Linked DNA regions of Mus musculus: regions 1 and 2 are each linked to region 3. Evidence: chromatin loops called from intact Hi-C (ENCODE). Cell type or tissue: heart. All regions are shown on one strand.

Region 1 (2,500 bases), 330 kb before region 3:
TATATACACACACATACATATATACATATATATGTATATATATTAAATATTTTAAAATTTGTTTTATGTATATGAGTATTTTGTTTTCATGCACACCAGAAGAGGGAATCGGATTCCATACAGATGGTTGTGAGCCACCATGTGGTTGCTGGGATTTGAACTCAGGACCTCTGGAAGAGCAACCAGTGCTCTTAGCCTCTGAGCATTCTCTCCAGCCAGTAAATAGCATTTTAAAAGGTGTGAGTGGTGGTGGCGCATACCTTTGATCCTAGCCCTTGGGAGACAGAGGCAAGCAGATCTCTGAGTTCAAGACCAGCCTGATTTACAGAGTAAGTCCCAGGACAACCAGGGCTACACAGAGAAACCCTGTTTCAAAAAAGGAAAAAGTGTGAAAGTGATTTAAGACATCAGTGTAAGCAAGACCTGTGGGTTTATAGATTGGGTCAATCAGTTGAGAAGCTACAAGACTGCTTTGCCAGTTCAAGTTAGACTCTGCTCACTTAAGTTCAAAGCTTCACTCATAAAATCAGTAACAATGTAGAGTACCAGTCTGTGTCCCCTCTGAGGACACCTCTGTCAGCTACTCAGCACCCTAAATTTCCCAGAGTCAGCTTATTTTACTCTTTGATTCTGCTGTCCTTATGGTCTCCAAACCCATGTTTGTTTGTTTTTGTTTTCTGAGACAGGGTTTCTTTGTATCTAGCTATCCTGGACCCGGCTCATCTGGAACTCGGAGATTCTTCTGCCGCTCAGTCCCATGTTATGTTATTGACCGTGTGACCATCCAGTTACCCTCATTGCAGCTATGGGGCCCAGTATGGCTGTGGTTCACATTGTAATTTTTTAAAAAAGATTTATTTATTATGTAAGTACACTGTAGCTGTCTTCAGACACACCAGAAAAGGGCGTCAGATCTCATTAGGGATGGTTGTGAGCCACCATGTGGTTGCTGGGGTTTGAACTCAAGACCTTCAGAAGAGCAGTCAGTGCTCATAACCGCTGAGCCATCTCTCTGGCCCATATTGTAATTCTTGCCATCTAGGGAGAGACCAGTGTTCCTCATGATGCTGGGAATCCCCTAGAAAAATAACTTTTCACAGTCATGCTGAGAGCAGTCTTCTCTGGACCACCCCACAGAGATGAACAGACATGCTGGAATAATCTAGTGGAACATTCCAGTCTCTCTGAGGAGTGACACTTTCCTCTATGACCCCCAAACAGTTCTAGGCTTTGACTTTGTGGCGGTCACCTTATGGCCCATGCTTAGCCAACCAGCTAAGCTGAGCTTCTCTAGCAACTCTAGAAAACAGAGTCTAGAATCTGCTTAGCATTGCTAACCAACAAATCCAACCTATCCAGTCTGATTTCTCTGCAGTTATGCCTCATGTCTAATGATGCGTTGGATGCAAGGTTTAGATGGGGTAGGCATCATTCAGGCGAGAAAGCTGTTTCAGCCTCTTCTAGCACTTACCCCCATGCTTTTGGGAGCTGACTTTCCTAGGTCTCAGATGTAATTTCTGCTCATCTGGAGGAAATTCCATCAGTCTCCACGTGGAGGCAGACTTGCACCACTCAGGGTGCGGAGGCTCTGGAAAAGCCAAACTGGTCTTGGGTCCCGAGGAAAGGAACTTTTGCTCCCCCACCTCCAAGCCTTGGGCAGGGCTGCATTCCCACTTCTCTTTGGCTTGGACAATTTGCCCATCCAGACTGGGCTTCAGTTTGTTTGTTTGTTTGTTTTTTCCAAAGGAATTGATCAGAGAAATACATAATGTGGGCCTCAGACTTGGCTTTGGAGCAAGCTTGGGAGACCCAGCTATGCCTGTCCTGATTCCAGATGGAGAAACTAAAACTTGGAATGCACACACACAGGATGGTGGGGAGGTGTCGCCGGCCAGTTTTGGAGTGTTTTGATCCTGTTCTAGTACCTTGACTGACATGCACAAACTGAACTGGGGTCTACAGCTCCAGAGGACTCTGGGGTGCTAGGGAATGCCCTGGGCTTGTGGCTTGGTACATAGTTATGTTTTGGGTCTCTAGTAAGTGCTGTGGTGGACCAGTCACCTCCCATTGCATATGTATTGTGCATACATGCAATTCCACATGCGATGATTAATGTTGACTGTCAAGTTGATAGGATCCAGTGTCACTTATGAGACAAATGTCTAGGCATGTCCTCGAGGAGTTTTCTAGATTGTGTTTGTCCAGGTAGGAGGAGCCACCTTGAAACTGGTCAGTACCGTCTCACGGGCTGGGGTGCTAGCCTAAATAAGGAGAAAGTGGGCTGAGCTCTGTCTGCATCCTCGGCACGGATGCCATGTGACCTTCCCTCCTAGCTCTGATGACTGTGAGCCCCACCAGCACCATCCCTTCTTGAAGTTGGTCTTGTCAGGTCTTTGTTATATAGCAACTAGGAAATGCCCTGGGGATTTTTTTCATACTACCCAGGAAATGTGAGCCATGAAGCCCAATTCACTCACCAGATTCTCTGAGGACATAGTTT
Region 2 (2,500 bases), 70 kb before region 3:
GGGTTTGTGGAGGGTGCGGTCTCTGCCCAGAGTCAGGGCTCAGGTTGCACCTGTCTTTTCATTTGGATGACAGGGCACGGCACTGTGTGTGTGCATAGAATGTGTTCAGGACGCATTGAATCTGCCTTGCTCAGTGCCTTTGGCCCACAGGCCTGACAGATATTGCTGGGAGACCAGAACAAGAGCCTCCCACACTTATGTAATTCCAAATAAAAATGGAGCTAAACCATAAAACAAGTGGCAACATGGTTAATATAGCTTGGTATTACCCCAAATGTTTTCTTTTTTTTTTCTCAAAACTCTCTTTTATTAACATTTTTCTTCTGCTGGCCCTGCCTGTGGAGGGCTCCCAAGTTCTGGGTCTGGGCTTCTGGGAGCTGAACACTTGGCCAGGCCCCACTGAAGCTGCAGATCCCTGGGGCTCAGGCAGCCAGGTCCGGAGTCTATTTTCTCCCTCCACACTGTGTCTCCTTTCTCGTTTTCCTCCCTTCCTAAGCTGTCTCTTCATTCCTTCTTATTTTTACTTATTTATTTTTAATTTGTATTTATTTGAGGTACTAGGACTGAACCTGAGTTCTTGCCCATGTTAAAGATACACTTTACCACTGAACTGTGATCCTCCAGCCCTGTCTTTTCCATTTCTTAAAAATAATGAGATAAATCTTGTCCAGGCCAACCTGACTCTGTAGCCCAGGATGCACTCGAACTTGCGATTCTTCTGTCTCAGCTACCTAAGTAGCTGAGGTGGCAGTCCTGAACCACCAGCTCTGAGTCCATCTTTTTATGAAGAAAGCTTTCAAATACCAGACATCCCCAACCCAAATCCAAATCCTAGTGCCTGGCTCTCTCATGTGGCAGTGGCCAAGATTCAACAGAGGACACAAGAGTTTCTTAGGACTCCCTTCACGCAGTGGCTAGCTGCTCAGGAAGGTGGCATCTGGGCAGAGGAAGCTTAGCTCCTTGCAATGGACATTTCACACATAGCCGTGCTCAGCATCTGGAGGTGGCCTCCTCCCCTTCAGATTCGAACCCGGAGGGACTGTCTTAGTTAGGGTTTTACTGCTGTGAATAGAAACCATGACCAAGGCAACTCTTATAAGGACAACATTTCATTGGGGCTGGTTTACAGGTTCAGAGGTTCAGTCTATTATCATCAATTAGCATGGCAGTGTCTAGGCAGGCATGGTGTAGGAAGAGCTAAGAGTTCTACATCTTGTTCTGAAGGCAAACAGGAGAAGACTGACTTCCAGGGAGCTAGGATGAGGATCTTAAAGCCCACGTCCACGATGACACACTTCCTCCCACAAGGCCTCACCTACGCCAACAAGTTCACACCTCCTAATAGTGCCGCTCCCTAGGCCAAGCATATTCAATACATCTCTGGAACTAATCTGATGATGCCAGCTCCTTCCTACAGGCCTTCCTACCTGTCTATACAGAGTGCATAGGACTGTAGGCCTTCCTACCTGTCTATACAGAGTGCATAGGACTGTAGGCCTTCCTACCTGTCTATACAGAGTGCATAGGACTGCACTCTTGACAACTTTAGCTGCCCAGTCATACTGAACCTCTGCCTGGAGGCTCATGATGTCTGTGTGCCCCCCCCCCTCACTAGTCCTCCCTTTGGCATTCTGTGTGCTCCTCCTTCCTCCCCAATCCTCTTCCTTTTTTCTTTCCCCATTCTGTTTCTCCCTCCTCCCCTAAGACAGTTCCATTCCCTTTATAATTGCACCCTCAGCCCCCTCCCATATCTTCACACCGGAGACACACAGCCTTCATTTGAAAGTCCCCAGTTGCTTGAACATGGTTTCTGGTGGGACAGGACGTGTTTTGTGTTTGCTGACTGAACTCTGTGTTGCTTTCTGTAGCTGCTGCTCGCTCTCTCTCTTTCCCCAGAGCTGTGGCTTTCCCGAGGATCACCAAGTGTCAAGGGCAGATGGTGTCCTAACGTCTTTTCCTTGTTCCTCCATCCCCTGCTTGTCAGCTCCAAGACTGTCCCGGGTTCAAGTCCAGCCTGCTTCCAAGGAGGGCAGCTAGGTGGTGTGGGCTGAGGAGTCAGGCCTGGGTATGGATGTCTGTCATAGAGCCACCAAGCCAGCAGCTGACAGAAAAGGTTTTCATGGGCTGTTGGGAAGACCCTAAAATGTCAGACAGGTGTGTCTTCCTCATATGACCCCAGAGAGAAGCCAGAGTAGTCCTGACATTGAGTCTGGGGCCCACAGTGGATTGAAACCTGGAGTCACCTTGCCACAGTTGTGCTGAGATGCTGGGGATTGCTGCAGCTCAGCCCTGTTCCATTGCCCTGTACCTCAGCACTGGTCTTCGTGCAGGCCCCAAACTCTAAGTGGCCTGCTCAGGCAAAGGTGGCAGTAGGTGGTGCCTCCTCTTAGCCTGGTGTGATAACTGTTCACAACTAAAATATAGCATCAATAGTGGATCCAGTGGTGGTGGGGTGCAGGGGTGGTGAGGGGTGGGGTCTGGTCTGTTTTCCTCCTGCTCC
Region 3 (2,500 bases):
AAGGCCCCTCTGGGCATCCTTGACAGTCTGGTCTGTGGAGAGGTAGAAGGCAGGTCCCCAGCGCTGTATTGGCCTGTCAGTCATAGTCTAGGGAGCCCCTTCTGGCTGAATTGCAAGTTGAGTCTCCGCCCAGAAGAGGAGCTCTCGGAACTCCTCCTTAAAGAGAAAGTTCTGTGTGGTACTGCAATCTCTCTTTTGAATTCCAGCGATCAAACTTCGGGGGTCCCTCAACGTTGGTTCTTGGAGTCTGGCCAGGTCGGGGTACCTGAGGCGGGAAGAATCTAGGATCAGGGTGGGCCATCAGGTTTTGGAGGCCGCCGCCCAGAGCGGGGAGAAAGAACGGGGGCGCCGGCCCCGTCCCACGTCCGCTCCCGCCCCGGGCCAGCCCCTTCCTCGCCGCGACTCGCCCGCTATCCCCACCCCCTCGCCCTCGGCGCCCAGTGGGAGGCGGGGACCGGCCTTGCTGAGCGGGGCGCCGGGCTCTGATTTGCTGCGGGCGTTGGGGGCGGTGGGGGGTGGGGGAATCCACAGCCTCCGCGTTGTCTGCCAGCAGCGAGGGAGGGAGGGAAAGGGGGGAAAAGTGCTCAGCGCCGAAGGCGAGGTCCGCACTCCTGGTCCCCGCGGCTGGCGCAGGACCTCACTCCAGCGGAGCGCCCACGGGGAGCGGGTCGCGGGGCAGCAGCGGTGAGGAGGCCACGAGACTAGAAGGAGGAGGACAGGGAGTGCGCGAGCAGCCAGCGAGGGGGTCCCGGCCGTCCCGGGCCACAGTCGATCCCTGCGCCGTGGGCGAGCGCGCCCGCTGCCTCTTCCAGAACAGCCACCGCCGCGGGGGAGATCGGGCGGGTGCCGAGCTTCCTATGACTCCCTGAAGTTGTCGTGCTCCCCTAGCGTCCGCCACCCGGGACGTGTCTCTGGTCCCCGTGCATCGTGTGCGTCTCCCGCTCCCCGGCCCGCGCACCCCGCCGGCATGGACGTACACACCCGCTGGAAAGCTGCGCGCCCAGGCGCCCTGCTGCTGTCTTCGCCGCTACTCCTGTTCCTGCTGCTGCTGTGGGCGCCGCCTTCGAGCCGCGCAGGTAAGAGTGCTCTGGGGACCGGACCTCGGGGACTGTAAGAGGTGCGCAGAACCTCCGCGCCGCTGTCATCTCGGGCTCCTTCGCCGCCGGCCTCCTCCGAGCCTGCAGAACTTTCCTCCTTGGCCTGTGGAATGCACCGGGCAAGACAACGAATACCATTCGTTGGGGGCCCAGGAGAGGGAGCCGGGCCAACTCCATCCCCGCGGCGTACCGCCCCCTCCTCAAACGGGCCTGCTGGGTGGGGCTGTTGGTCGAGTCAAGGAAGAATCTGCCTCGTGTTAGATCCCAGCAGAGGTGCTCACACTTTTGTCCCCAAACCTCGCATTTTCTGTCCCACATCACAGGCGACCCGCTGCATCCCACGCAGCCCTTAAGCAGAAACTTTCCTTCTGAAAGCTGGAAAGGGCCGCCCCCTAGAGTCAAGGCCATTCAGTTCCTCAGGGACGCCTAGGGGTGGAGGGGGATCCCAGAAGTTTGAAACCCCAGCTATGGACTTCCCTCTGTACACACCCTCTTGCTTGTCTGAGCTAAGTTTCTGCAATTCCCAGGGGACAGAGTTCCCTGTAGTCCCTGACAAGTCTTCAGGGGCACTGGGGAGCCCTGTGAGGTAGGCCAGCCCTACTCCTAGCCGTCAAACCTCCAAACCCCTTAGAGGTAGTTTTCTTGGGCTTTCTGCCCAAAGATGGGATGAACGGGAAGCCTGGAGAGGGCCTTGGAGTCTGGGCTGGGAGCTTCTCAGATGATCTGCAGATGTGAGACTCCTGCCAGGTTGGGTTCTCTGAAGGAGCCCTGATCCAATGGGCAGAATCAGGGAGGTACTGGGATTGTCCCTGTCTGTATTTCAGCGCTTTCAGGCTCAGGTCTGGGCAGGCATATTATTTTCAGCATCACTCTTGTTAGTTAGTTGTGGGATAAACCTCCCCAGAGCCCTTAAACACCATAGCCCAGGGTGGGAAGGCACCAGGCATGTGCTGATACAGGGAGGCGAAGGCAGTTAGAAAGAGTTCAGGCAGCCGAACAGCGGGTGGAGTGGTCAGCCCTTGCGCAGTGACAGGGCTCTCCTTAGCTTAGCTGGTGTTACTAGGACTAGCAGGAGAATCCATTTCCACCCCCCATGGCCAATTACAATATTCTTCTCCTGCTTTCTGGCACCATTAGTGTCCAGTGGCCACAGGATGAGCAAGAGTGGAAATGGGAGGGGCCAGGGCCTGCGGGGACCGAGGGAGAGCATGGGCTGACGATGCTCACTCTTGTGGAACTTGGACCAACTGCCCCGGAGTTCCCAGGGTTAAGCTAGCAGTAGGGAATGCTGAAGGCCCTCAGGAAAGTGTGGAGGAGAGACAAGAGAGGTCAGCCTCTCTTTTCCCTATACCCCCACAATGTTCCCCTGTGCGCCCCAGAACCCCAGGAGGGAAGCCTTCAGT

The links. Peaks named below come from ENCODE experiments on the same cell type or tissue, not always from the same donor. Only the 100,000 strongest peaks of a DNase experiment are listed, where the experiment ranks them.
Region 1: it touches region 3 in a loop (2.5-fold over the local background); 14 of 42 quality-filtered maps call a loop at or near these places.
Region 2: it touches region 3 in a loop (2.2-fold over the local background); 2 of 42 quality-filtered maps call a loop at or near these places.

What each region holds. Positions count from the first base shown.
Region 1 is chr2:27,551,250-27,553,749 of GRCm38, forward strand. No RefSeq gene overlaps it. Among named protein-coding and RNA genes, the nearest start is that of Gm13421, 12 kb to the left of the region's middle. In heart, a CTCF peak has its summit at 1,557; a DNase peak (open chromatin) is centred at 1,542.
Region 2 is chr2:27,816,058-27,818,557 of GRCm38, forward strand. No RefSeq gene overlaps it. Among named protein-coding and RNA genes, the nearest start is that of Gm39777, 21 kb to the right of the region's middle. In heart, no CTCF peak of the experiment used is centred here; no DNase peak of the experiment used is centred here; H3K27ac peaks cover 587 bases.
Region 3 is chr2:27,885,849-27,888,348 of GRCm38, forward strand. It overlaps Col5a1 (collagen, type V, alpha 1), which reads left to right and starts at 577. Exons shown (of 66, transcript NM_015734.2): 1 at 577-1,076. The coding sequence starts at 968. In heart, CTCF peaks have their summits at 97 and 1,482 (motif pointing left); DNase peaks (open chromatin) are centred at 473, 1,533 and 2,213; H3K4me3 peaks cover 2,500 bases; H3K27ac peaks cover 2,345 bases.